6 separate regions of the Mus musculus genome follow, and all the other regions are linked to region 2. Evidence: chromatin loops called from intact Hi-C (ENCODE). Cell type or tissue: gastrocnemius. All regions are shown on one strand.

The links. Peaks named below come from ENCODE experiments on the same cell type or tissue, not always from the same donor. Only the 100,000 strongest peaks of a DNase experiment are listed, where the experiment ranks them.
Region 1: a loop joins it to region 2, with 4 times the contacts of the local background. A loop is called at or near these places in 3 of 42 quality-filtered maps.
Region 3: a loop joins it to region 2, with 4 times the contacts of the local background. A loop is called at or near these places in 10 of 42 quality-filtered maps.
Region 4: it touches region 2 in a loop (2.2-fold over the local background); 4 of 42 quality-filtered maps call a loop at or near these places.
Region 5: a loop joins it to region 2, with 2.4 times the contacts of the local background. A loop is called at or near these places in 3 of 42 quality-filtered maps.
Region 6: a loop joins it to region 2, with 4 times the contacts of the local background. A loop is called at or near these places in 5 of 42 quality-filtered maps.

Annotation. Positions count from the first base shown.
Region 1 is chr10:17,382,441-17,387,440 of GRCm38, forward strand. No RefSeq gene overlaps it. Among named protein-coding and RNA genes, the nearest start is that of Gm32656, 270 kb to the right of the region's middle. In gastrocnemius, no CTCF peak of the experiment used is centred here; a DNase peak (open chromatin) is centred at 2,930; H3K27ac peaks cover 1,385 bases.
Region 2 is chr10:17,722,086-17,727,085 of GRCm38, forward strand. Cited2 (Cbp/p300-interacting transactivator, with Glu/Asp-rich carboxy-terminal domain, 2) reads left to right here and starts at 1,143. Exons shown (of 2, transcript NM_010828.3): 1 at 1,143-1,374; 2 at 1,853-3,589. The coding sequence starts at 1,861. The coding sequence ends at 2,670. In gastrocnemius, CTCF peaks have their summits at 733 (motif pointing right) and 2,363; DNase peaks (open chromatin) are centred at 356, 1,064, 1,564, 1,939 and 2 more places; H3K4me3 peaks cover 5,000 bases; H3K27ac peaks cover 5,000 bases.
Region 3 is chr10:17,074,710-17,079,709 of GRCm38, forward strand. All of the region lies in intron 1 of Gm20125 (predicted gene, 20125), which reads right to left. Among named protein-coding and RNA genes, the nearest start is that of Gm20125, 19 kb to the right of the region's middle. In gastrocnemius, no CTCF peak of the experiment used is centred here; no DNase peak of the experiment used is centred here.
Region 4 is chr10:17,242,502-17,247,501 of GRCm38, forward strand. No RefSeq gene overlaps it. Among named protein-coding and RNA genes, the nearest start is that of Gm20125, 150 kb to the left of the region's middle. In gastrocnemius, no CTCF peak of the experiment used is centred here; no DNase peak of the experiment used is centred here.
Region 5 is chr10:16,572,577-16,577,576 of GRCm38, forward strand. No RefSeq gene overlaps it. Among named protein-coding and RNA genes, the nearest start is that of Gm20125, 520 kb to the right of the region's middle. In gastrocnemius, no CTCF peak of the experiment used is centred here; no DNase peak of the experiment used is centred here; H3K27ac peaks cover 603 bases.
Region 6 is chr10:17,520,104-17,525,103 of GRCm38, forward strand. All of the region lies in intron 3 of Gm32543 (a long non-coding RNA gene), which reads right to left. Among named protein-coding and RNA genes, the nearest start is that of Gm32656, 140 kb to the right of the region's middle. In gastrocnemius, no CTCF peak of the experiment used is centred here; DNase peaks (open chromatin) are centred at 2,017, 2,361 and 3,986; H3K4me3 peaks cover 557 bases; H3K27ac peaks cover 2,352 bases.

The DNA.
Region 1 (5,000 bases), 340 kb before region 2:
TTAGGGATTCCATACATAAGTTTAAGTTAAGAAAGAAAGTTTTTAAGAATGGTTTCAAGCTTTTCTTACTTGGCTCCCGGAAGTCCAAGGTTCCAACTCTAGAGTCAAGTGCTGCCAGGGGATGAGGAAAAGAACTTCCGTGTGTCAGGTGTGGTCAAGCCATGAGGACAGCATGCTTACTCTCCATCCTTCCCACACAGCTCTCTAACATGTTTTTGAATTCAAACGCTACCCCTAGTTGCCAGACTGAGCTTCTCACTCACACAGGCATCTAACAAGCATGCTGCTGTGAAGCAACGATGGGTTATTTATTCTCTCTAGCATCAAATGAACACACCTGAAAATGCATATGTTATTTTAAGGGAAAATGCACACTAGCAGAGATTTCTCTTTGAGATTTAAAAAAAACACAGCTCAACACAAGACAGGGAAAGCATGAGACAGGGAAGGGAGAACGGAATAATTCCTTAAGTTTCTAGAAGCTTCAAGTCCTGGACCTATGAACAGATGAACAATGAACAACTTGTTTGTGCACCATCTTGGCAAAAACACATAGTTGGGTAGGCATGACTCAGACCAAGGAACAGGACATGCAACAGTTATTCAGGCAGATCCACCCACCCAGGAAGGCAGACAAGCACACAGGTCGCTAGTTTGTCAAGAATGTAGAACAAACATGTAGATGCGGAAAAGGCTGAATTTTAAAGCAAAACATACACTAACCCCTAAGACTGACTAAGAGGAACCTGAGTCCATGACAGATTTGCTAAAGAAGGGAACTCCCTGGTGATGGTATCGGTGGCTCAGACTTCCGGTACTCCCAGTTCCTAAAACGACAAAATAATGTGACTGTGAAAATGTGCTCGATTTAGGAGGTTCTGTGAGATTAAAAGTTAAAAAGCAGAGTTGTTGCTCACTGTCACAAGCAGGATTCACTGTTAAGGAATTAAGACGTGGGCATACTCAGTGATTAAAATGTTTGCCATGCAAGCTAGAAAAAGCAAGTTCAAATCTGGAGAGCCTTTGTAAATTACAGACAGTACAGTGCACTCCAACAGGGAGATTAGAGACAAAGATGAGGGAATCATTAAAAGCACCTCAACCAGACCTAACAGTAGTGAGGAGTAGGAGACACACACACACACACACACACACACACACACACACACACTCACACACATACACATACACATACACACCACACACACACACACACACACACAGACACACACACACAGACACACACACACACAGACACACACACACACAGACACACACAAGCAAACAGTAACATACATACATACATACACACATATATACACACACACACTCACACACACATACACACACAAACACACACAAACACACACACACAAACACACACATATATACATACATACATACATACACACACACACACACACACACACACACACACACACACACACACACACACACACACACACACACACACACACACACACACACACACACACACACACACACATCACACAGACACACACACACACAGACACACACAAGCAAACAGTAACATACATACATGCATACATACATACATACACACACACACTCACACACACATACACACACAAACACACACACTCACACACACACACACACACAAACACACACAAACACACACACAAGCAAACAGTAACATACATACATGCATACATACATACATACATACATACATACATACATACCACCTAAGGCCTCATGCCCATTAAGCATGTTTTCTTCCATGAAGCTATGCTCCCGAGCCACAAGAAGAGCTTCATAGCTGCCTTTCTAGAAATCTACAGGGTCCTTCAAGGTTACGGGGCAGGCCTGGCTTTACCAACGCCTGCCATCACCAAAGGCAAATAGGCATGTGGAGGAAATAAGACTGGAAGTGAATACGGAGTGTTCCGGTTTTGTCCTGTTACCTTTAAACCATTATTTTAGTGTTGCTAAATCAACAAACCTAGAATCTTCCATCCTGTTGTCTCAGGCTTCTCTTCAGTGGTAGTCATTCACCTGCCTCATTGCACATCCTGTCTCCCTTTTGCAAAGCTATGAAATTGTATGCGAATCCCTACCTCAAAACAGAAAGAAATCCGAAAGACAATCTCATGCCCATGGGGTAAAAAAAGATGACATTTAGTTTGTATTTGCATGGAAAGTTCAATTCTGAAATAAAAACCTTAATAAAACTAGTCAAAAACTCTTGGGAGAAAATAAAACTTTAAACATAGAAATTATTTGGGCTGCTTTTGCTTTTTTTTTCCCCTTGCTTGGTTTGTTTTTTTGAAATGTGGGACAGGGTTTCTCTGTTTCTCTGTGTAGTCCTGCCTGTTCTAGAACTCACTCTGTAGACCAGGCTGGACTTGAACTCAAAGATCAGCTTGCCTCTACCTCCTGAGTGCTAGGATTAAAAGTGCCTGCCACTACCACCTGGTTTCTTTTTCTCCCTCTCCCTCTCCCTCTCCCTCTCCCTCTCCCTCTCCCTCTCTCTCTTCCTCTCTCTCTCTCTCTCTCTCTCTCTCTCTCTCTCTCTCTCTCTCTCGTGTTTTGTTTTTGGTTTTTGGTTTGTTGTTTCATCATCAGTGTTTCTGAAAAACAAAAACATAGCAAAAAAAAAAACAGGCAAAAACATTGAACTACAAATTCTTTGGCAGAATAAATACTAATCCATTGTTCCATTCTTCAAAATTTGAAGCCAAATGCAGCTCCCCATTAGGCACTAGCACTTTCCACTGACTCCAATTACAAATAGGCAGATACTTGAACAAAAGCCTATGACAGGCAGTAACTTGAGCTAGAGAGTTGATGCAGCAGAACCAAGGTCAAAATCTTCTCTCAGCATGCACACATGGCCTCTGAAAGGACATCTACTTATCAGATGGCTGTGCAGACTAAACCTTCCAAGGAACTTGCCCTGGGGGAGGCAGGACCAACTATAGGCCTGGATTCAAACGCCTACCATGGATTTTCCCTCTGTGCTCCATTTGCTTGGAATTTCCCCAAATACTGAACAATCATTTTCTTATTGCATCACCTCTGGCAAACTCTGCAGGGTGATATCACTTTGTTGGGATGCAAGAAGAGAAGAATATCTAAATTTATTCCCTAGAATTCAGCAATTTGTTCATTCATTCACATATTATTTGGGTATTTAAATTCTTAATTAGATCCACGGTATTGATTTTAAAAATTTATTTTTAATTTCTGTCTTTTTTATCCCACAGAAAGAACATTTGCAAAGTAAAAGTTGCACAGCAACTCCCTGGTGACAAAGACTTAGTGTTAGGAGCAGGAAACCAATTCATGAACAAGCCCTTAAGTATGACACCTAGGACATTATAATGCACACTATCTGTTCTGATCAGCCATTTTTGCTCAACAAAATTAAATGATAATTTTTTTCTTAAAGTACCATGAGAACTTCCTCCTCTGACCTAAGAACTCTTTTTTTCACATTAATTAATTATACATCCTGATCGATTCTCCTGCCTCCCAGTCCCCCTTCACAGAGTCCCTCCCCTTATCACCCCTCTCCTTCTCCTCTGAGAGGGTGAACTCCCCTCCAGGGTATCCTTCCACTGTGGTGCATCAAGTCTCTGCAGATTTAAATGCATCCAGTCCCACTGAGGCCAGACAAAGCAGCCCAGTTAAAAGAGTTGGGGAAAGGATTGGGCCCTGAAGGAATAGAAACTCCGCAGGAAGACCTACAGAGTCAACTAACCTGGACCCTTGAGGGCCCTTACAGACTGAGCTACCAACCAAAGAGGGAGCACAGGATGGACGGAGGCCCGCCCACCAGCACATTATATATGTAGCAGATGTGCAGCTCAGTCTCCATGTGGGTCCCCCAACAACTGGAGCAGGGGCTGTCTCTAAAGCTGTTGCCTGTCTGTGGAATCTGTTCTCCTAGGAACTCGTAGCTCAACTTCAAAATAGCAAAACTAAAACTACCAGTGCTAGAAAGATGGCTCAACAGTTCAGGGCACTTCCTCTACCAGAAGGTCTCTGCTCAGTTTCCAGCACCTACATCGTGGCCACAAGTGTCAACAACTCCATTTCCAGGGGATCTGATACCCTACTCTTCCTTCTGAGAGTACCACACACACACACACATGTACACACACACAATGTTCTGAGAGCAACACACACACATACACACACATATGTAAAACACATACACTCATATAGTGAGTAACACGAAACCATATGAAATAAAATAAATCTTCATAAATTATGAAACAAAAGCCTACCAACTCATCTTTATATCGGTCTTCATGATTGTCTTGTTTGTTTCTTTTCAGTGTTTTGGTAAACATTGTCTAAAACTGTCCTCCACATTTTCAGAGTGATGGATACTATCCATTCTATCTTGCTAAGGAAGAAATTCAGATGCAAGCCTCCGTAAGTAATTGTATGCCAACATGTATGGAGTTCAGGTTTAAGCTCATTTTTTCTAGAAACATTTGCTGGCTCTTTGTAGGCCCAGGTACTAAATATTCATTTGCAGCAGAATTTCACAGCCTTTCTTTCTTTCTTTCTTTCTTTCTTTCTTTCTTTCTTTCTTTCTTTCTTTCTTTCTTTTCTTTTTCTTTTTCTTATTTTTTTCTTATTTCTTCTTTTTTTGTATAAATAGAGTTTATTTAGGACATGGGAGGGGAGTTAAGAGGGTAGCAGAGGCAGAGAAAGTCAGAGAGAAGGAGAGAGTAGAGAAGCAGAGGCTGGCCATGGCCATGTGTGGGGGGGGAATCTTCACAGCCTTTCTAATTATTAGAAAATAGGTATGGAATTTTCCCCTTGACTCTACCATCCAGTCGCACATGGCTGTTATTTATAAACTGATTGGCAGAGAACGAAGAAATCTATTATCCTATTGACTCTTTGCATTTGTCATAAACTGTCCACACAGCTGATCTATGCAGATGTTATATACATTTGAAGTTTGCTTGAAATGTCAAGTAGTTTTGATATTTTAG
Region 2 (5,000 bases):
AAGCGATTACCAAGCTATCTATCTGTTTTCCTTTTGCAGCAGCAGCAGCCTTACTCAGCCCTCGAATTTCTTAATTACAAACCCGTTTGCTTCTAAATCAACCCCAAACCGTCAGGCAAGAGCCCGGAGGGAGGCTGTGCAAGTTTGCACACACCCCCACCTCCTGGATCAAGGGCAACAGCAGAAGCAAGTAACTGTGTATGTGCAAAAAGGTGGATCTGGGGACGAGGATCGCTGAGTTTGTTTACAGAGCAGGGACGCCTCAGCTCGGATGCCAAAGCTACCAAGAGCTGCAAACGCAAACTTAGCAGAAGCACACGTACTCCCGGAGCGTGGAGCAGGCCGTAAAGTGCGGAGCGGATTCCAGAACCCCGGGAGTGGAGCCGCCCCGGCCTGTGAGCGCGCTCGGTCCACCTGCAGCCGCTGCCGCTCCCCGCCCCCAACCCCTGTCCTTGAAAAGAGTGGAGGTGCGGAGCGGGGGTGAGGGGTGGGGAGTTAAAGGGTGCATCCACACTAAGAAAAATACCTCAGTTAGGTGTACGTGCTGCCTGTATATAAAAAAAAACAAAACCACAAACACAAACACAAAGGCGCGGCTCAGGAAAGCGCGCTCAGAGGACAGGACACGATCGGCCCAGGGCTTTAAAAATCTAACTCGGGAAAGCATAGCCATTCTTCGTAGGTTGGGAAGAGTTTGGCACCTAAGAAAACTCTGCAGGGCAGGGAGGCTGAGCGAACCCCTTTTTCCTGTAGAGGGCAGGGCAGATCACTAGGTAAGCCGGGTGAGCGAGCTGGGGGTGGGGAGATCTAGCCAGAAGGAGGTGGGGAGTGCTCCTTGCTCCTCTCCTGTAGATGCTTCCGTGCACTGGGTGGCCGGGAGGACTAGCTCCGTGTCCCTGAGGTGGCAGGCACAACCTCGCCTTTGGGAGCCAGAAAGCCACTTCGGTCCGGAGACCTGCTGGGCGGCGCCGGGGCGCGCAGCCGCTGCGCACGTGCAGCGCGGACTCGCGGACGCGGCAGAGGACCCGATCCAGGGTGCTGATGTTCCGGGATCCGTGTGTTTGCGCTTGCCGCCGGGGAGGCTGTCGCTCCGCCCTTCCTGAGATCCTTATATTAACAGTGGCCAAAGCCCGGAGAAACACAGCTCATTGTTGGCAGCTGCCTGGCGGTCTTGCGGAGCGGCTAGGGCAGCGGAGGAAAAGAAAAGGGAACGGCTCGGAATTTGCTCCAGCGGCTGCTGCAAGACCTCGGCGCCAACCTCGCACCGGCGAGCGCCTCACAGCCCATCGGCTGTCCCTCTATGTGCTGCTGAGCCGGTCCTGGACTCGACGAGCCCGCCTTCGGTGTTCCGAGCAGAAATCGCAAAGACGGAAGGTGAGCGCGGCGGGCGAAGCTAGCCAGGGCTGCTGCCAGCCTAGTCCTCCGAGGGCAGGGCTGGCTCCGGGGACAAGCGTGAGGCGGAGCTGGGGAATAACAACAGGATGTGCAACCACAGGGTGAGGAGGGCTGATTGAATGCCTGAAGTTCGCGGCCCGGCTCCGGGGCACTTCCTTTATTAGGCCACTTCAGGGAACCCAGGGGGGTGTGGGCTCCGGTCCCCCTCCCCCCGCCACACTTTCCCGGATCCTAGGGGAAGGGGCAGGTCGCTCAGCGCCAGGCTGTGCGGGTCCGGCAGGCAGCAGGTCCGCCGAGGTAGCGAGCTCGGGTGCACGGGCTGCTGGTGGGCTCTCTCGGGGGTGGTGGTCTGCAGCTTGAGACGTGCTCGCGGGTACGGGGGGCTACAGAAGTGGGGTGCGCTCTGGTGGGCGACACGTGTGGCGCGGGTCTCAGCGTCTGCTCGTTTCGCTTTCAGGACTGGAAATGGCAGACCATATGATGGCCATGAACCACGGGCGCTTCCCCGACGGCACCAACGGGCTGCACCACCACCCTGCCCACCGCATGGGCATGGGGCAGTTCCCGAGCCCGCATCATCACCAGCAGCAGCAGCCCCAGCACGCCTTCAACGCCCTCATGGGCGAGCACATACACTACGGCGCGGGCAACATGAATGCCACGAGCGGCATCAGGCACGCCATGGGGCCGGGGACTGTGAACGGGGGGCACCCCCCGAGCGCTCTGGCCCCGGCCGCCAGGTTTAACAACTCCCAGTTCATGGGTCCCCCGGTGGCCAGCCAGGGAGGCTCCCTGCCGGCCAGCATGCAGCTGCAGAAGCTCAACAACCAGTATTTCAACCATCACCCCTACCCCCACAACCACTACATGCCGGATTTGCACCCCACTGCAGGCCACCAGATGAACGGGACAAACCAGCACTTCCGAGATTGCAACCCCAAGCACAGCGGAGGCAGCAGCACCCCTGGCGGTGCGGGTGGCAGCGGCACCCCCGGCGGCTCCGGCGGCACCTCGGGCGGCGCGGGTGGCAGCAGCGCGGGCGGCAGCGGCGGTGGCAGCACCATGCCCGCCTCGGTGGCTCACGTCCCCGCGGCAATGCTGCCGCCCAATGTCATAGACACTGATTTCATCGACGAGGAAGTGCTTATGTCCTTAGTGATAGAAATGGGTTTGGACCGCATCAAGGAGCTGCCCGAACTCTGGCTGGGCCAAAATGAGTTTGATTTTATGACGGACTTCGTGTGCAAGCAGCAGCCCAGCAGAGTCAGCTGTTGACTCGGTTAACCTCGCAGGCGGAAAGAAATCACCCTCCCCACCCCACCCCCACCCCCAACTTCTTCGGTGTGAATTAAAAAAAAAACAAAAAAACAAACATTCCCTTAGACGCAGTATCTCGCTTTTCAGATCCTGAAAGGGTTGAGAACCTGGAAACAAAGTAAACTATAAACTTGTACAAATTGGTTTAAAAAAAAAAAAGATTGCTGCCACTTTTTCCTATTCTTGTTTCGTTTTTTGTAGCCTTGACATTCACCTCCCTTATGTAGTTGAAATATCTAGCTAACTTGGTCTTTTTTGTTGTTTGTTTTTACTCCTTTATTTCCTCACTTTCTCCCGTGCTCAACTGTTAGATATTAAGCTTGGCAAACTGCTTAATCTTGTGGATTTTGTAGATGGTTTCAAATGACTGCGCTGCGTTCAGATTCATGAGTGAAAGGAAACATTGCATTTGTTGGCTGCATGATCTTTGAAGGGCAGATATTACTGCACAAACTGCCATCTCGCTTCATTTTTTTTAACTATGCATTCGAGTACAGACTTAAGTTTTCAAATATGCTAAACTGGAAGATTAAACATGTGGGCCAAACCGTTCTGGATCAGGAAAAGTCATACCGTTCACTTTCAAGTTGGCTGTCTCCCCTCCCCCATATGTACAGACAATAATAGGGTGTGGAATGTCGTCAGTGGCAAACATTTCACAGATTTTTATTTTGTTTCTGTCTTCAACATTTTTGACACTGTGCTAATAGTTATATTCAGTACATGAAAAGATACTACTGTGTTGAAAGCTTTTTAGGAAATTTTGACAGTATTTTTGTACAAAACATTTTTTTGAGAAAATACTTGTTAATTTATTCTATTTTAATTTGCCAATGTCAATAAAAAGTTAAGAAATAAACTTGTTTTCTAAAAGTCAGTCATTTGGGGGGGGTTGTCTTTACATTCCACTTGTTATTGCGAGTAAGCTTTCAAAGGATAATAAGTTTCAGGACACTAAAACAGGTCACCGTGAGCTTAAGGGAAAGCAGGATTTAGGATAATTGACATAATGCTGCTGGTTACCTTTGTAGCATGCCTCTTGGTGTGGTTTAATCAAAGGCTGAGAAGTTGTCACAGTGTTTTTGTTGTTGTTTCTTTGCTGTTGTTTCCATTTCCAGTGCTCCTTGGCTAGGAAGGCTAGCAATATTTAATCTTTCTCACTGCGTGGGGGTGGGGGGAGAAAACTGTTTTTGATTCAACTACTTAAAAGGACATGGACTAGAATATTATACTGAGTGATTGATGGGGTGGCATTAAATATAAATTACCTTTATTTCAAGTGATGAATTTTATTTCTGAGCAAAGGCGCTAAGGATAGACACATCTGCCAGCTTAACCTCAAATAGATTCTGACTGGTTTGCAGTTCTGGGTGCAAGAGGGGGGTGGAAACCTACCTTGAGGCTTCCAATAATATTTAAGTTTTGCTCCGAGGTTGACTCAAAGGTCAAATTACAACCTTCATAACATGTTCCCTCCCAAGCGTGCCCCATTTTCCAGAATTCTGAGCTGCCGCTGTCCCATGCATTAGGTGCCAGGGACCTCAGTATAAAATGAGTTTAACAGCCTGGGTGAGCTGAGTCTTTAAGCAGACCAAACCCACATTCAGTGGGTGTCAGGGATAGCCTTACATAATCAAGCAGAAGAGAAAGAAAGTGTCAGAGCATCCCAGGTGAGAGAGGAGTTAGGTTGTTGTTGCCTGTCATGTTTTCACGCTTTCAAGAGCAGCATACCCTCAGCCAAGAACAGAGACTCCCACTGACCCTATGGAGAGACCAAGGAAATGCAGGCCAAGAAGGTCTTACAGCAAACCTTGCTTCAAAAGAGCGGTCCCTTTTTGTGCTTTGAATCTGATCCTAAAGCCCATGTTTGCAGTCAGAACAAGCAGGTAGGGCTGCCCTGGAATCTGGCACATAGGCTGACTGAGAAGGACTCCGAGTGGCTCGACTCTGTTAAGTTCTATTTCCAAGCAGGACAGGTAAAATTAAGATGCATAGTGCACTGGGCTTTTTATAACTCTATAATTGACACCATCCTATTAATAATTGTGTTCTATGAAATCACGCAAAGCTCATTCACCCCAATTTTCAAACAACCCCATTTCTCCAAGAGTTAAAGCTGAAGTTCTCTTTAGCTACGGCATGTCAATATTGCATCTGCAATCCGGCAGTAAATCTTCCTAGCCAAGCATTTTTCACAGTAAGTTTTTCTTTCCTTTTTTCTTTTCTTCCCCCCTCTCCCAGGCTCAAGTGAAAAAAAAAAAAAAGTTTGCATACAGCAAATACTGGTT
Region 3 (5,000 bases), 650 kb before region 2:
CAAGCAAGCGCAGCAGGGCATCCATACCTGAATCAGAAGGCTTGCAGCCTCATGTGAGACCTGTGGGTGGGCCTTGCAATTGTTAAAGCATTACTGAATGGGATCTTTTTCCTCGAAGAAAAAGGCAGGAGAAAGAAGGAACTGTTTGCTTTTTTATGAAGCAGAATTCCTGTCTAATTCTCTGAGCCTTTGCCTATAACTGCTGCACCATGTGTTTTAAATTAGACTGTATGCATGTGTTCCCTATAAAATTAGCCATCATGACCCATTGTTCCACAGTCCTTCTTTTCATCACATTTTAGAGGCCTGTGTTCCATATTACCAAATAGCCCATAGGGAAAATTATGCATTTTCCACACACCAGCTTTGTTACATATTTGATAACACTTATTTTATATTTAAGGATATAGGTCAATATATAAAAATTTTTGAATAACAAAACAAGTGGCCAATTGTTTTCTCGTGGCAAACAAACCAGGAAGTCAAAAGGACTATATCTAGCATCAAAATCAAATCAGAATTAACAGCTGTGTTTTTAACCCATGTGTATAAGAATATATATAACTCCATCAATATGTTAACTAGGGTGAGGGCACACTGCCAAGCTTAGAACCCACTAAGATTCCTTGGACTCTGTATTTAAATCAAAGTCAAAAACTTTCCAAGTCTAACGTCCTTTTTGGTGCTATAAAATGTAACTTCCTGGTTGAAAACCCCAAAAGTTTTGGACACCAACTTACTCACGCAGAATATGATAAGTGTGAATGAATCAGTAACATATGGATTGCATTTTCTTTCTTAAAGCCGGATTTAAAAAAAAAAAAAAACTTCTTAAATAGAAAATTCATGGTAAAAACATGTATTGGATTTAGCCAACACTAAATCATTTGCAAAATATTTGCAAGGACTTTTACTCTTAGTGGTTATGTGGCAAAATTTCTAGCCCAGTTAATGTAATTGCCCTTCTTCCTCTGCCCTTGCCCCACACCAAGTAAACACACAAGAGAAAGCAATTAAATTGCTACTCACCCCTGTTCTTTTTCTCTTACTTCCTGAGTGTGTCCTGGAAAGCTTGCTGTGTCATTTCTGTTGTACTGCTTCGGCTGTTTTTAAATTAATTGTGCTCCAATCTCTTCTAAATGCAAAGCTCTCGGGAATGGTAGAGGACAGAGGTTATTGAAAACAAGGAATACAATCCCCAGAATAACATTTGACTCTTATTTCCACCCACAAATCATGACTATGCTGACCCAAAGTAAGTAGTACCCAGAAAGTTGTTTCTCACAGTGACCTTTGAAGCTGATTGGTAAATAAGCTAAAAGGAAATTAAAATACTGTAGAACAGCCTCAGTATACTTTTGTGTGTGTGTGTGTGTGTGTGTGTGTGTGTGTGCTTTTAAAGTAACATTTTCACTATTTTTTACTTCTTTATTTGAAATAGTTTGTTTCCTTAAATATTTAAAATTAGGCTTTGACATTATAAAAACAATCAGGCAGCAGTAAGTCCCACATACAAATTTAATTAATTGTTGCTTACAAGTGTTTCTACAAACAAGTTTATACATCCATATATTTTTATGATTACAGTTCTCCGCTTCCAATGTATGTTTCTGTATGTTTCTGTCCCTGAATTGTGCAAATTTCCAGAGGTTGGTCAGGGCTCACTGCCAAAAGCACACTTGGACAGCTACACTATCGTAGCTACTCAGCTTAAACACTGCAGAACTTCAAGCTAGGTTTGGACGTAAATCACAGTTATTGCTCAATAGATTTCAAATTCCATGTTACAGAAAACAATATTCTATATTTTCTGAACAATAATTATCCTAGTATAGATGTGACGTACCACCTATTTATTTCAACATTCCATTCAAACATTATATAAACATGTGGGCATTATGTCTGAAATGCTGAATACCACAGTATATAATATCCTTTTAGGGTTATTTATATAGATTATTTAACAAAAGCAAAGACCATAATTCTCATATTTTTATCTCAATACTACAAATTCTACAGTATTGCATTAGCATTTATCTATATAAACCCTTCCTCTAGAGACATGGATAGCTGCAGTTCTCTGAACTGTGGCAGATGAATCCATGAAGATTGTCTCCCAACTCTCTAATTACAATTAATGAATCTAATTACTGTGATGCCTTGAATATTATGCTTTCATTTTAAAATTCTACTGTGTCTTTCAGTTTCCCATGTGGAGGAATATCAACCTGAAATTTTTGAAAATGGCAAACATTTCCTGGGGAATTTGTAATTCAATGATGACAGTGCTAGATTTATTTATTCAAAACTCAAAAAATCTATTGGGTATCTATCTATAAAGTATTGAATGCTATTCAATCTTCTTGGGAACTTATAAAAACTGCACAAATAGTGCTGTATAAATGTGAGGTAAGCAAATACCCATACTCCATAATAAATGTGATTATTTCTTTTATCCCCAAATTAGCCAATTTCCAGCTGTCTTGTGCAGAATTTTTGGCTTATTTTCATACTATATTAAAAAGGAAGGTCGACCTTCCTTCTATTCCCCTAAATGGATTTCTATTAGTAAGAAAGAAAACAACTTAAACCAAGATTGCTCCATGAGAGTCATCTGATGAATTTTAAGTAAAAATTTGAAGCTGAGAGAAGTGATATCTAAGTAGCTTCAGGAAGCATGACTCTTGTAAGTATTTTCAATTCAGTGGACATTGTTCTAATTCAAAAGAGAACCACAGCATCTTCCTCCACTACCAAACATTTAACATTAAAAATGACTCCTGTGCTTCTGTTACCTCGGCAGTTTTTGCTTCCACATAATTATGAGTTGAGGTTACTAAAATAATAAAATGCTTGCGGCTGATGAGTGTGTCTAATTAACAGGTTATGACAGCCAACTCTGTGTATGCCTGTGTCCATGAATCAACCAATGAAAACAGCTTTGGAATCACTTCACATTTCTAATGCTTTCTTTCTCTTTGTTCAGCAATCTCCCAGCAAGGGAGAAGGTAGAGTCAGGAAATAATTGCTGAAAATGATGCTGCAACTTTGCAAGTGAAGAAATAGTCTGGTTGAGAAATACATCTACAGGGTATGGTGCCAGCCACTCTGCTTACTCAATTAAATTATTCATACCATTGAAGACGACGGACACCTGAGAACTGGAGAGAGAGAGAGAGACCAAAATAGATGAAAGAAGAATAACACTTTTAAAAGGGAATGTCATACAGATAATAGAGTAAAGATGCCTGATTCTAGATTCAAAGTCAGCTCTTGAAACAAGAAATTTCCCTGCCATTCTGAAGTCATTGGGTGGCCATCTACTTCAGTTAGTAACATTTTAGTGACTGAAAGTCTGTTTACTTCATAAGAGCAGGAAAATTCATGTCTTTAGAGCTTTAGCTTTGGCAGATTTGTGCTGCCTCACCAAAAATTCTGCTTAAAAGAGGAAACTTAAGAACAGGAGCGTTGTGTGATAAATTTACATTGAGATCTATTCTACTCATTGTCTCTTCATGCATCAATATAATCACTATGCTGAGAATGGTGGTGCACATTTGTAACCTTAGTGCCTGGGAGGTGAGGCAGGAGAATATTTTGAAACCCGCAGGGTCTACATCGTAGATTCCAAGATTGCCAGGGCTATATAGTGAGACCTCCCATCTCAAAGAAACAAACAAAAAACCCCAAGCTACAAAACAATCACACATCACCACCACCAATAACAACCAACTCGTTGTGCTTATTTGTGTCTTCCCTTGTTCTTCACTTTCACATCGGAACAGTTCTCAGAACATCCAGGTAGTCTACTTACCACCTGGTCTTCAACCCATCACCCATTGTGACAGTTCTGTCACTATTCTCTTAGAAGTAAGTAATCAATGCCTTAGTGCTGATGAATTTAATTTTTAAAGCATTCTACAAATATACAAGCCTATATTCAATTTTCATTTATTTTTCTTGTAATTTTAGAATTTCTTACAGACAGCCACTGGCTATGAAAGTACAGCCTGATATTCTCAAGAAAGCGCTGCTTCTGTCACTAATAGGCTTCAGATTGTGGCTGAAGATAACATGAAATAGCCAAGAAGAGCAATCACATGCATACCACCACTCTCATCACCATCCTCTTCAAGAGAATGTAAGAACCCAGTTCACTGGTTGGGTATCTGAAGTTCCTTGCCATCAAGTTGTCTCACTCCCTCTATACACACTGACACACAACACAACAACAAATTACTTATGTATCAGCATTCTCTTTACCAAGCAAGGTGCTTTTAAACTTTTAAAAGCCATTTTATGAGAATAGAAGGAAAGGTATTTCATGGTAAATGATGCATCCTACATCCCAGGGTACTGGGACCTCAGAAGAGAGTCAAAGGAAGGAAAGAAAAATTAATAAACCCCAATAAATTCCAATATTTATCTCATGAATGTTGGAAAAATTGGAAGTTACTATGCCTGTGTGTGTGTGCATGTGCGCACACGCACACACACACACACACACACACACACACACACACATTTCTCTTCAGAGAGATAAATTTATGAGGTAGGACCATGGAGATCCATAGATAAAATTGATTGGTTAACCAAAACTGTAGATGGCAGCATGTCACTGGAGTAGGGTATTGCTGGAAGTTTAAAAGTGGCTTCTGTTGTTCCACAGGAGGCACACACACACACACACACACACACACACACGCACGCACACAAAACTTCCCATTGATTACCTCACTACTTGGGAAGAACCAGTCACCCTGAAGCATCAGGTATCCTCAGTTGTTACTTTCAGGTCCAGAATCTCTAAGGGGAGCTACAAATCCTATTTCTGAGCTGAAGAGTTGACGGAAGCATTTGGAGATTCTCCAGTGCTTGGGGAGTAGGTGCTGTCTCTTACTCCCTGAGATATCCACATATACAAATATAAGCACCAAACCACACAGGCCCGTTTCTGAAACTCAGATGCCAGATTTCTGTAGCATTATTTGGGAGGCAGA
Region 4 (5,000 bases), 480 kb before region 2:
ATGTGTGTAGTGCAGCATTATGTGGTCGACACCAAGGTCTGTTTCAAGTTCTAACTGTAACCTGAAGCTTTTGGATCACAATTACAGTGGCCTGTGAGTTTGTGGAAGGTCAAACATAGTGAAGAAAATGCTGGTAAAATCCTTTCCAACGTCATAGGGTGACCCAGAGCTCTCTTCTCAAAAGATTCTTTAAAAAATGAGTTTACTCTTTATAGCATGGAGCCTGTGAAGAGCTGGATCTGGAGAATTTCTGAAATACTCTCAAAGAATCATTCCTTTCTTTTCCTCTAGTGTAAAATTCTTGCTGCCTCCTCCTCCTCCTCCTTCTCCTCCTCCTCTTCTTCTTCTTCTTCTCCTCCCCCTCCCTCTCCCTCCCCTCCCCCTTTCCTTCTCTTTCTCCTCCTTCTCCCTCCTTCTTTTCTTCTCCTCCTTCTTCCTTATGTATTTAAGATATGTATAGCTTAAATGTACGAGTATGTGCCTTCATGGACACATGTGCACTGTGTACATGCCTGGAACTCACAGAGGCCAGAAGATGGCACCAGGTCCCTTGGGACCAGAGTTCCAGATGGTTGTAAGCTGCTGAGAGGGTGCTGATAGCTGAAACTGGGTCTTCACCATGAACAGCAAGTATTTTTAATCGGCTGTTGAGCCATTCCTTTCTCAACAAGACTCTTACGGTTTCTCTTAAACTACCACACCTTCCTTAGACTCAATTTTACACAGGTTTTTCTCTGTAAACTATAAGGATTCAAGTCTTCTTGAACCTGTTTTGTGCTTGCTTGGTTGTTTCTTTGGTTTTTGTTTGTTTGTTTGTTTGTGGTTCAGTTCTCACTACAAATCTAGCTGAATGCTATTAGCAAAACCATGTCATAGCCAGAAGGGTGAACTGCTTTGAAATCTTTCTCCACCAGAAAGTAAACCGATTTAAAGTTTTTAAGTCCAAAGAGCCAGTACACAGACAAGATACAGAGATGTTTTATGATGTAATTTAACACAACTGGCCTTTAATACAACTTTTAATAAAGATAGACTATAGATAGATAGATAGATAGATAGATAGATAGATAGATAGATAGATATAGAACCTTAAGAACATAATTGTTATTCTCTATATTTCTTTTGGCATTCTCGCCTTCTAAGCTCCCATCAAAAATCACCTGTTAAGTCCCCACTTATACCTTCATAATTTTTCTAACTATTTCCAAATTACTTCCCCAATCCAAAGTTCCATAGACAACAACTAGAGGTTCATATTTAATCATGACAACAACACCTCGCTGGTGCTATTAGTCAGCAATTCACTGTGAACATATATGTAAGAAAGTCAAAGTACAGGGAGACTTCAATCCAGCAAAGTGGAAGAACACAGTGAAACAAATTCCTCAGGGCACAAAGCAAGCTCAGGGCAGTAACAGGTAAAGGCCAAGGCTAAAATACACCCTTCAGAAGTGTAGACACACTGATTCACCTCCAACAATGAGATTCTATCATTTCCCAAAGTCTACTCAAAATTTAAGCCCACTAATGAAATCAAAGTAGCCATGATCTATGGGGGTAAAGTATATGTTTATTTTACAAGCCCATCAACTGGTAATGAGCCCCATACATATTGCCATATGGGAAATATTTCATGCAAAACAAAACAAACTAACTAACTATCAACAAAGCAAACAGAAACCACCACCACATCACCACCACAACCACAACAAAATGCTATCCAAGACTAGAGAAAGAGGCCATAGTTCCTACTTCTAGTAGCAATGCAAGTCAAAACAGCCATTATGGAAAACAATATAAAGGCTTCTCAGACTAAAACTGGAACTTTGGAGACATTCGAATTCCACCATTCCGTGTAAATTTAAAGAAACTTTAATTAGCAGGTAGAAAAAGCTACACGATCATGTCTGTGGCAGCTTTATTCACAACAGCCAAGTTAGAGCATCGATCTAGGTGTCAATCATAAGTGGATAAGGGAAATGTGGTGTATATATATATATATATATATATATATATATATATATATATATATACACACACAATAAAATACCAAAACTGAGAATGAAATTTATCATGTGTAATCATTTACATCAGCTTCCAAATATTTAGAAACAAATTTAACCAAGGAAACAAATAGCCTCTAGAATGAAAATTGTATAACACATATACAAGAGATTAAAGTCATTGCAAGAGCATCAAAAGACGTCTTATATTCAGTTGGAAGAGTTGAAATTGTTAAAGGATTTAAAAACAGACAGACTCAATGTAACTCGCAAAAAAATGTCATTGAATTTCTTCACAAAAATAGAAAAAACACTACTAAAATTTGTAAGGAATCATACACACACACACACACACACACACACACACACACACACACAAATGTAAGTAGCTACAAAAAAACTAAACTCAAAAAGAATTGCCCTAGATTGTAGACAAAGGTACATGATAAATTCTGAAATTTACAAAATTAGCATATGATATGTGCCTGCATAAGGTATGAAGAAGAAAAAATAAGTTAGCTTACAGCTTATTTTTTTAATTTTTAAATTTTTAATTATTTTATTTATTTACATTCCAAATGTTGTCCTCTTTCAAACCCCTCTCAGAGTTCTTCAGTCCCTCTACCCTCCCCTTTGCCTCTAAGAAGGTGCTCCCCCCACCCCCTGATTCCCTTTCCCTGGGCCATCAAGCCCCTACAGGATTAGGACAAGGCCTCTGTGCTAAGGGCCATGGACCAGTCAGTCCATCTATGAGCAATAGAAATGAATAATGATTCAGGATTATTATCTTAAGATAGCAACATGTAAATCTTAGTTTTATGTATTTTAATTTTAAAAATATTTATTAATTTGTGTGGTACACACTTCTTCAAGATCTACACGTGGAGGATAGGAGACAACTTTTAGGAGACTTTTCTTCCACCATGTGGACCCGTGGGACCGAATCAGGCCGTAAGGCTTGGCATCAATTACGTTTACAGCAGAACCATCTTCATGACCTCTCAAATCCTAATTTTAAAATCCAATTTTTAAATGGATAAGCACTTGCTCTTTTTGGGGAGTTAATTTATTAATTTCATAGGGATATTGCTTATATAAAATGTCCTGGTGATTTTAGTAAATGTATTCTACAGTTGAGCTAAATTATTCACAGTTGTCTGAGTGGTCCATAGGCATCTATAAACTTCAAGGGGGAAGGGGAGTAGATACTGGTGTGTTCATGAGCCACCAAAAGACATTTAGCGTTTTATTCCACAGTGAATCCAATACCCAAAATAGTACTGACAGAATCCATAACCATCTCTTTTGCATAAATTTCCTTTGCTCTGTTTTTATATCTCAAAATGGTATTTATCTTACCACTTTAAGACAATTACTGAACCCATTACTGATACTTCATTGGAGAGATACATGCATTTCCATGTATACTCCCAGGTCACAAATTTAATAACATTTTGGAAACTCTACCTAATTTCATAGGTTGTCAGACTCAAAAAAAAAGTGGGTTTTTTTTTCTCTGCTTTGAGGACCATAATCATCATCTATGAAAAACATACTATTCACCTGAGAATATAATTCCCAGCCTCCAGCTAAGCAGAAAGATGTTCTAGTGGACAGGACCACTCATAATTCCAATAAATTTAATAATAGTCATAGTTATTAGATTCCTGCAGGAATTTGAAAACTCAATTCTGTAGAAATTAATGACTACATATAATGATATAAATGATGATAAAAAAGAGTTTTAGAGTCAAGAGAATACTTAGACACACACACGTGTGTGTGTGTGTGTTTATTTGTTCATTCATTTTTTTAAAAGAATAATGGTGCTCATGTGAAATCCAAAGAATGTTGATGGCAACATGGCCCTGTAAGGATCAAGTCTATCTCCAGAAGCAGCTAATGCCTGGGTGGAAATTCCTACTTTGTACTGTCGCAAACCAATACTCAGAACAGGCAAGAATAAGATGTACTTCCCAGATGCCAGGACATTCCATGTTTTAGCAAGTAAGAAAAGCAGAGAAGAAAAGGACAACTGAGCACCAACAGATAAGGAAACCATTTGTTTTACTAAGAATGCAACTATAGAAAATGTCTATCATGCATTGAATAATTAACAGAAAACCGTTTTCCTTCTCTCTTATATCTATCATCTATCTATCTATCTATCTATCTTTCTATCTATCATCTGAATCTATGTCTTATATCACCTCTCAAAAGAGGCCCTTTGAATTTGTTGCAAACTCTGAGATTTGCTCATGTTTCTACACTTTTAAATAAAATACTTTTCTCTCTACATGTGTGTGTCTGTCTCTCTGTCCATGTCCCCATGTGTATAGGACATAAGAAAGCATCAAATTCCCTAGAGCTAGAGTTACAAGTGATTGTGACCTACCCAAAATAGGTACTGGGAATCAAATTTGGGACTTCCGGAAGATCAGTATATGCCCTTCATCACTGAACAATCTCTCTAGCCTAGCATGTTCCCACATTCTGAAGTACCCCCAGTCGATGTCTGTTTTGCCATGAAGCAGATTCTTAAAAAAACAGAGCAAACCAAACAAACAAAAAACCTTTTTCAACCAAGGTATGACTTGAAAGGATCACAGACATTAACATTAATATTTCTAAATATACTACAATATTTAAAAAGGATTTCATGCTACTTAAATGCATGTAAATACTGGCAATTATTTTGTGTTTAGACAGAAAACGTATAAGGAAGGAACTTATGAAGCTTATCAGAATCTAATTTGTTATACATAACTGTATTTACATTACATTTCAGCCTAGTAAATAGAGTTATTTTATTCTATTCATCATAAATAATAATTACTTAAACCCTTCCCATGGAAATATCACAATGTTTCATTTGATGTAACTCAGAAATCTGAGTACTACATATCCTTGAATGTTGAGATGATTATAACATTGTTCTACGAGGGAAAAGGTCCATGTCAACGAGATGTATAGTAAAGTACCATTGAGGGTGAATTC
Region 5 (5,000 bases), 1.1 Mb before region 2:
TTGAACTTGCCTTTTTGGTATTATCTCTGGTGTTAACTGGTCTTGCTGTCTCTCCTATGAGCCTGGTTATGTGGACTTCCTTGGGTCAGGCTGTCTCTGGGTGTGGGAGGGGGTCTGAAGTGCTTGATCTGTGAGCCTGGCTATGACATACCTACTGGGAGTCAAGCTGACTCTGTGTATGGGCAGGATGGGGGTTGATGGAGCACACAATCCAACTGGGTGCAATTGAGAACTGGAAGGAAGATTGATATCAAAGATTTAAATACACAAAGAACCTGAAGTATCTGAATGGCAGAAGAATCTGCATATAATTCTGTTCCCCAAGAATCATATTAAATATCAATTATATTATCAAAGCTTTTAATAGAAAATGACAAATTTATTACAGAAATTTATGTGAAAAGCAAAGGACCAAAAAGAGAAAAAATAGCTTGAAAATAAGAATAGAAAGAACATGTATTTCAAAAGTTGAGACTTTTAATGTAATACTATGAAAAATGCTATCTGGTAAAAAATTATTTAATTTTTCAATAAATGAAAGCTATCACTGTAAATGTGAATATTGCTTGACCTTCACAGCATGATTAAAAGTAATTCACAATTAATGATAGATATATTCATAAAAGTCTAAAGGCATAACTTAAAAGTATGTAAAATCTTCCATGGTTGGTAATAGCTATCTAATACATCCTTTAAACCATAGTCAGATAATAATAATAATAATAATAATAATAATAGATTGGATGTTACAGATTTTAAAAATGTTTGTTCCACAAAAGGAGACCTAAAAATGATAAATATTAATCCTGTAACTAAGACATTATTTAAGAACTACATAAACACAGACCATCTAGAACATATACAGAACTCTTAAGACCAATAATAAAACGAAAGATTACATGTAGAAAATGGGAAAGAAATAAAGAGATTTCACTAGATATAATAAACAAATGGCAGAGAAGACAGTCACTATAAGTAGATAAATTATAAATAAATAAAATTCAAATTGCAGAGACCATGACTTGGGGAATGCATGTTATGATATTGATCTCGGAGAAGTTCAAGGAAAGAGTAGGGTGCAATGCACTCAAAATACATTTGTGAAATTATGAAAGATTTTATAAACAATCAAACTACCAATTACATTGTTGATGTATAATTACATTGTTGATGTGACCAGGATTGCAAACAACTGGTGGTAGAAATACAGAAGTGTAGAATGGTATAGCCATTATTCAAAAATAGTTGCTCATTTCCATACCAACTCGATTTGAAACCATAAGTCCCAGCAATAGCATACATGGAAATTTGTCCTACAGAAAAAGAAACATCCATCCATAAAAAAGTACATATAAAAGTGTTCATTGCTTCTTTACTTGTGATAATTAAAACAGTCTTCAAATATTTTTCAACAGGTGCACAGTATAAAAAAATGGCAAGCTCAACCATTGAATATAAAGTAAAATATAATAAAACATTAACAGCCAAATGCATAATAATTCAGATATAACCTAAGCATATTTTGTATAAGTAAAGAAAATGTAAATTTCAAAACTTATATAGTTAATTTTTCTTATGCAATATTCTGAAAACTGTAAAACTACACATATGGAGAATATAAAATAATTGTCGAAGACTTAAGGACAATGAAGCAGAAATGGATAAGACTGATTCAGAATAGTTACAAAACCATATAATAAGGCCATCCATGATGAAAGGTTTTCATATAGTCACTGGAGTTGTGGGTACTTACATTTATACATGTGACAAGATGTGAGCTAATTACAGGAACATATAAATGTAAGCAGTGCTGGAGAATCTAATGTGATTTGTAGATTTTATGCATGCACAATTATATACAATTAAGGTGGTGCTATAAACTTTATGTAAATCACTTCCTGTTGGAGAAAATGGGTAAAGGATACAGAGTGATTTGATGTCTTCACTTTTATATCCATGTATGAATAGGCGTTGATCACAATCAGCATGTTGTTTATTGTTTTACTTATTTATTTATATGTGTGGTAATTTTTGTGAGGGGATGTGTGTGTGCATCTCTGTGTGTTTGTGTGTGTCTGTGTATGAATGTGTGTGTAGTTCTGCTTACACTAATGGCTACATATGGAAGCCAAATGCTGGTTGCTTCTCCTCTTTCCCTAAATACCTCGCTAAACATAGAACTGCCCATTTGGCTAGATTGTGTTGCAAAGCCTTAGAATCCACTTATCTCCCTGTTCCAGCACTGCTGATTCATTATGCTCTATTATTTCCTTGTTTTAAATTAGTTTAAAGGATCCAAATTCAAAGCTTTTAGCTTTCCAGGAAGCACTCTTATCAACTAAGTTACCTCTGTAGCCCAAAGTGAACACTTTAATTAGTAGTATATATCTTTTAAATGATTACAAATGCAGAATCTATCAGTTAATGTGTTTAGGATCATCAGAGCAAAAGTAAAAGACTCCAGGTTAGTGAGCTTGAATGTGAAAGTTTGTTTTCTTACTCATTGTACTGGCTAGTTTTGTGTCAACTTGAAAAAAGCTGGAGTTATCACATGGAAAGGAGCTTCAGTTGAGAAAATGGCTTCATAAGATCCAGCTGTAAGGTATTTTTCTCAATTAGTGATCAAGGGGAAAGGGCCCCTTGTGGGTGGGACCATCTCTAGGCTGGTAGTCTTGGTTCTATAAGAAAGCAAGCTGAGCAAGCCAGGGGAAGCAAGCCAGTAAGGAACATCCCTCCATGGCCTCTGCATCAGCTCCTGCTTTCTGACCTGCTTGAGTTCCAGTCCTGACTTCCTTGGTGATGAACAGCAGTATGGAAGTATAAGCTGAGTAAACCCTTTCATCCCCAACTTGCTCCTTTGTCATGATGTTTGTGCAGGAATAGAAACCTTGACTAAGACACTCATTATCTAGATGTGTCTACATGTATCATCTAAATTATGCTGAGCTTCAATTTTCAAATTTGAGTTGGATGTATAATAATACATGTTTGGTTACAAAGTTTGGCATCAATATTTAAAGGTAACATGCATCTTAATCTTTGAATATTATTCATAAACTCTCAATTGTTGACATGACTTCTTATCTATATTTAATACATTACTTATTTATTAACACAAAATATTGAAAAATTAAATATCAATAATTTCTATTGGAGATAGCATTATTTCATGCTTTTATGGCTTAAAGAAATCATTTAAATTGAATTTTATGTGACAATAATTTAATAGAATTTTAATTTGAATAAAATGGCCCCAGATGCTCATACATTTAAATACTTAATCCCCAATAGGAATTGTCTAGGAAGGATTTTGAGGTGTGTCCTTGGATGAGGTGTATAACTAGGGAAAGGCTAGTTTCCTTCTCTGTATCCTACTTAAGTCCAGCATGGACTATAACCCTCTGAAATTGTAACTCTAATTAAACACTGTTTTTTAAGTTACTTTGGTCATAGACCTTTGTCACAGTAATAGAATAGTAACTAAGACAAATGGGAAAATGTCTATCATTTCTGTCAGCAACAGGGCTTATAGGTAATGATTCCCAGTAGATACCTGATATTACAGGCATAACTTGCTATATTTTGGACATCATTTCCCAAAGGACCATATGTTAAATTCTTGGTCTTCTTTGGGGTTCTATTAAGTGGTACTAGAACCTTAATAATTTACAGCTTAGTGTAAGTGATTAGGTCTTTGTGGGTTTATTCATGATGTGGTATTAGCCAGTTTCTTTTTGTTCTTTACTTCACGATTCACGAGATGAGCTGCTTTTCTCTGCTACATTTTCCTGCCATGATGGTCTGTGGCATTAGAGAGCAAAAGTAGAAAACAAAACAAAGCAAAGCAAACAAAACCCCCAAAATAACAAAAACTCTAAAACCTGGTGCCAAATTAAGCTGTTTCTTTCTATTCCCTCAGATGTTTCTTTATAATTAGAAAGATCAAAGACAATTGCAATCATTACATATAACATACTTTTCAATAAATTACGTTTAACTTACAAACACAGTACAATATTAGATTAACAAGAATAAATAATAATTCAAACACTTAAAAATATTATGTAATAAATTTGGGTGAGCAGTTTTTTACTTCTCTCTCTCTCTCTCTCTCTCTCTCTCTCTCTCTCTCTCTCGGTAACTTATTGTACTATAGATATTATCAACATCAACAATTGAAGAAAATGCTTTTAGAATTCTGTTTGGCTTCTCTGACTAACCAGTGTCAAGAGTCATGGAGTTAGGATCATGAATAAGCAAAACTCCTTAATTAAAATATATAACACTTCATAAGCAAGTCAACTAGTAAGGGCCCAATGTGGGGATATGGCACTTGGCTTTACAGCATCAGAGAATACTTCACTGAATAAACAGAATGTTCACAAGACATGGCAGAGCACACCACACAGAATATATGAAGGTTTAAATTATGAATTGTTTATTTCTATAACATATTTTAAAATTCTGATGATGGTAGATTGTAGAGAACTGTATCTGTCAAAATAGAGGAAAATACATAGGAATTAAATTTAGAACATTAATATTTTCCACACAAGATTGTAATTTGGATATCCTAAATACTCCCTAAAATAACAAACATCTGAACTTTAATTATTATTAGTTGCAATGAAAAAGTGGTAGAAACCAGGCAGTGGTGGCACATGCCTTTAATCACAGCACTTGGGAGGCAGAGGCAGGCAGATTTCTGAGTTCAAGGCCAGCCTGGTCTACAGAATGAGTACCAAGACAGCCAGGGCTACACAGAGAAACCCCATCAAAAAAAAAAAAAAAAAAAAAAAAAAAAGAAAGAAAGAAAGAAAATAAAGAAAAAGAAAAAAGAAAAAGAGGTAGAAATAGCTGACAAATTATCAAGCTTTCAGCATTTATGATTTTTCAATCATTGACTAATTTGTTCTTTGTTCAGTTAGCATACCATTTGTTTTGTGCTAATTAGGAGGTCACACAGAAGCCAGGACAAAAGCTGCTCATCATAAATTCCT
Region 6 (5,000 bases), 200 kb before region 2:
TTTGGATACAGAGGTGTGTGTGTAACGGGGTCTTGAGTCACAGGTTGAGAACTGCAGCTCTGCAGGTGTGCCTGCTAACCAGTATTACACGGAGGTATCTCCTCGGTTGAAGCTTCCTTCCTTCTGATGACTTTAGTTTGGGTCAAACTGACATAAAACCAGCCAACACAGTTTCATTTGTCCATTTGCACATTAATATGTTACCATGGAAAGTTTTATCATTATTTCTAATAAAGGGTAAAACCGCCTCCCAATTTACCCCCCCCAACTGACCCCACTTCTCCAGAATCAACATGTCCCCTTCTGCTTCTCCTCACTCACCTTCTCCAATGAGCACACTTTCCTCTGAAAATGGTCTTAGAACACCTTAACCATATAGCTCTGTGGTGAATTCCTTAAGATAGCACTACTAATCCTGTACATCTCAAGAGAAGAAAGAAAATAAATGGATCTCAGACAGTAAGTCTTCCATGAATTTTAAGAGGCATTTGGACAGAAAAAGCTGTCGTCTGCTGAGCTCCAAGTAGGATCCTGGACAAAATCCTCTTATATCCAGTCTCCCACGTGTTCTCTCTTCCCAGCCATTACAGTGGCTGTTTTATTTGATTGTAACAATTTATTCAAGTCTGTTTCCTCTCTTAGGACCATTTTGTCTCCTCTCTAGGACACTGGCCTTGTGAATATAGCTGTGTCTTTTTTCCCCCCAATCTCTAGTTCCACAGTCCAGTATGATGCCTAGAACACGGTAAAAATTCAATAATTCTTGCTGAATGCCTCAGTGAAAGGGTTGGGGTAATGGATGGGCAGACAGACAGATGCTATGTAGAATAACATTGTTTTGAGGACAAAGGTTATATTTTGACAAAACTAATTTAGTGTTTTCTGAAGCATATTTTTGGAGTCCAAATGACTATTCTTGATGGAATCTCTCTAAACAGGCCCTCATTTTTGCTTAGACCAGATCATTCTGACTGACAAATAGAGTTTTTCTTCTTTGTTTAAAAGTCTTGGCAGAAATGTATGACTGCCGCAGCTATGGATTCTTTCGTCCCCTTATATCCTCTGGGAAAAGGGCCTACTTTCCAGGGGCAATCATAGTAGATCTTCCAGAAGCCATAAAACTAATAAGGCAATAAGGACATCTAAACTCCAGCAGTTTTGAAGAAAATGACTTCTTAAAACTCTGTTTCTTTTAGAGTTGCATGAGATCAGCATGGTAGGAAGGTTGACAAAGTAGACAGGGTCAGAGGTATATGCATTTCTGTGAAGAAGGGACTTAATTCACAAGGAATTTTACTAAAATCAATGCAGATCCACCAACTGTATGACTGCAAATTTGCTTAAGAATTTAATCATTTGTTGAAATTTAGTATTTCTGACTTCCTGAGAATAGTATTTCCAAGAAGACCCAAGATTATTCCAAAATCTGGATAATTTTAGATTTGTCAACCTCTTGTAAGTGGAAAAAAAATCAGATGACAAAAAAAATAAAAAACAATGAAAACATTTTAATTTTATGGTTTTTACACAGACTGATTAGTTTGTGGTAAATTATGACTTTTCTTTTTAATCAACTCCAACTCTAAAGTTGGCTGGACCAAGTACGTAGACGAGAGCTGCGCTGAACTTGGCTTTGGCTTCTTTTTTCTGTGCTGTCTTCTTAAAGGCTGTAAGTAGAAGCCTGGGAAATGCAAGGGAGGTTTTTAATCTTTCTCTTTCTTTTTTGAAAGCGCAGAATTTGGCCTGGAGGTTGGCTATTTGCATCCAGTGGGGTCTTGAGAGATGCTGTACTTTATCTCATCCTCATTGTGAAAATGTGAGCACACATATGAGGATGCAAACACATCCACAGTCGCTGAACGCAGCATTAGAAAATGTAGCTGTTCCAAACTGAATTATCATTGGGGGTGACGTTCGCTTTCTGAACCTTGAAAAACTTTAGTGGGGGAAAAAAAAACCCTGGTAATACAAACCACATGGTTGCCTCATTCTCCCGCCGTTCTTGGCAGAACAAGTGCTGCCTGGCAACCTCGCTGTCAGCTGGGCCGAGTAATCATAGCAGTATTGCCCTGTCGTTAAATCTAATGCTTTCTTTCTGAGAACTCATCAGTGGATGCTTTTTCTTCTTATCAGTCTTCTTGGTAATGTTTGAACAGGGCTTCTGTGCATGAAGAGAACACATCCCTGTAGAAGGAGTTGCTGAAATAATAAAACACACACACACAAGTGCTCTAATGACTCTGAAAGGGGAAGTTTTTTAAAAAAAAAAAAAAAAAAAAAAAGAGGAAGAAGAAGAAGCAGCTTGCAAGGAGTGCTTTCCTCTTGCTTGTTGCTTTGGACTTTGGCCCCACAGAGGCCTGTAACCCAGCCTGACCTTACTGGCCAAATTCCAGTGTTTTCCTCAAGCCTTCCAGAAGAGCCTTTCTCCCTATGGAAACTTGAAGGGCAAGCTTTGAATATATGAAATTCTGAAATCAGAATGTAAAAACTTATGAGAAAAAAAAAGAAGTGTTCTTGTATTTGGTCCTGGTTATCAACAATATAAAAGGCATAAAAAGGCAGTACTTTAATTTTAGCATACTTAAAAGGAAAAGAAAATATGCCTTTGAATCAACCCAGTAGGCTGAATTAGAGTTAAGATGATACAATTATGATAAAGCGTGGTGGCACATACCTTTAATCCCAGCACTTGGGAGGCAGAGGCAAGCAGATCTCTGAGTTTATGGCCTGATCTACACAGTGAGTTCCAGAGCTCACAGAAAACCCCTGTCTCAAAAAAAAAAATCAAACCAAACCAATCAAAAACAAGCAAACGAAATGTTATAATAATGGAGTGTTTGAAGGCAGCCTTCCAGGAAAGGGATACTACTAGAGCAGCCACAGCCACAGGGAGCACGGCTAAAACAATACTACAGTCAACATGAAATTAAAATCCACCTGGCCGAATGTTTCTTTGGACAAATGCATCAACAAGGACTTCATTGAACTTTTCTATTCCTTTTGAATTCAACAAAGTAACATATAAAGTGGCCAGTCAAGCTCCTGCACAGAGCTGCCTGTGCTCTGAGATCCCGGGCAGGAGCTCCGAGCCAGCCCTTAAAGGCCTATGATGCTCACCAGTGCTTCACAGGCCTTCTTTCTTCTTCCTTCACTTGTCATTACTTTGGCTTCTTCTCGAGTACAGTGACTCTGAAGAATCTAGAAAGAAGGTGGCTTCCAGCTCAGCAGCTACAGAAGGTCTGGAGAGCACTAGCCTTGGTGAAGAAAACTTGCTCTCCGTGGTCCTTGAACCCACGACTCTGAGTGTGCTCTAAGCTAAGTGTGTGATGACCCAGAAGGAACAACGAAGGTCTTCACCGGCACGCAATCCAAGGGCAGCCTTGTTCCAACTTTGTGTCATGGGTGACGTTCTTCCTGGTAGAATGGAACATTTTAGACTGCATTTCTTTGATGGAGCTTTAAAACCTTGCAAGATCCATTTGTCCTTAAAAGCTCAACTTCCTTCCTGTTGAGAAGCTCCATAAATAAAGATTGCCAGCATGTGGGTAGAGTCAGGGTCGCTTGATGCTTCCAAAATCCTTGTGGTCCTTGTGGGCTTCATAGTCTTTCTAGAGGGGGACGGCATCTGTAAGGCTTGACAAGAGCCACAAAAATGACCAGTCATCCTCTGAGGGTGACTTTTAGCTTTGTTAACACATTTAAACTTATTTCCCTAGAAGACTGTATAAATGTCATGTCTCCCACATTTTCCATATGTTAACATGACATTAATCTCGAGTCTAACTTTTTCCTTAGTTCCAAAATATGTCACTAGTTGGTTTTGCTCTTTCATTGCTGCAATAAAAAAAAATTATTAATTTTTAAAGTTAGCATACAAACTAATGGGTTTCATTGTCGAATTTTCATATATTATATATAACTCATATATATAATATGTCATTATACTTTGTTCTAATTTTCCCCTCCCCCACTGGCATCCTGCTGAGATCCCAGTCCCCTCTGGTTCATTCTCTTCCTCTCCCCACGAGTCCTCCCATCTGCTCTATTTGGTTATTTTTAGCCCAGCCCTCTCTGTTTATCTTCCTTTATATCTCATTAAGCCTATCTCCTCCTGCATCCTTCTCCCGATGGGACTTTTCAATTCAGTGGCCTCCTGTAGCTATTTTTAATTCATTAATAAAATAATAAGAAAAAAATAGGTTTTTTTTTCTTCAATGCCACATTTTTCAAGTGCTAGTGCATACTGTAATGACCAGAGATCTTTTCTATCATTATAGGAAGTTCTGAGGGCTTAGTACCACTATCAGCTGTATGAGACATCAAGACATAGGCTTGTCTCTCTTTCCTATTCTACCCCAGGGCTGTGAGCATCCAACTTATAGTAAATACACAATAGGATTTGCTGAGAAGTAGCATTTTTAGTTCCTTCATACTCCTAATGAAATAAGGCTAAGGGTTGGGAAGACACAACTTTAAAATATTCCTTCACTGTGAGCAGCAAAGGTATGAGGTTTGTTTGGTTTTTTTGTTTGTTTGTTTGTTTGGTTGGTTTTTTTTGGTTTTTTTGTTTTTGTTTTTTTTTTTTTTTTTTTTTTTTTTTGGACTGGTTGTTTTCCAAGATGGTTTCTCTGTGAATCCTTGGCCATCCTCCTGGAATAATCACCTTGGCCTTGAACTTAGGGCCTGCCTGCCTCTGCCTCAGAGGGCTGGGGATGAAGGCATGCACCACCACTACCTGGCAAAAGATAAGAGTTTAATTATAGTAAAATGTGGGCTGGAGGACTGGAAAAGGGGCAAACAGAGGTAGGTAGTCAGTAGTGAACCGTTAAAGGATTAATAGTTCACAATGACTTAATATTTTTCATTCTGTACCAAGCCTGGTGGCTCACACCTGAAATCCCAGCACTCAGGAAAATTTCTGGTTCAGGGCCAGCCTAGGATATATAAGGACACTTTACTTCTTAACAACAAATGTTAAAATTCTATTAAATGCTGAAATT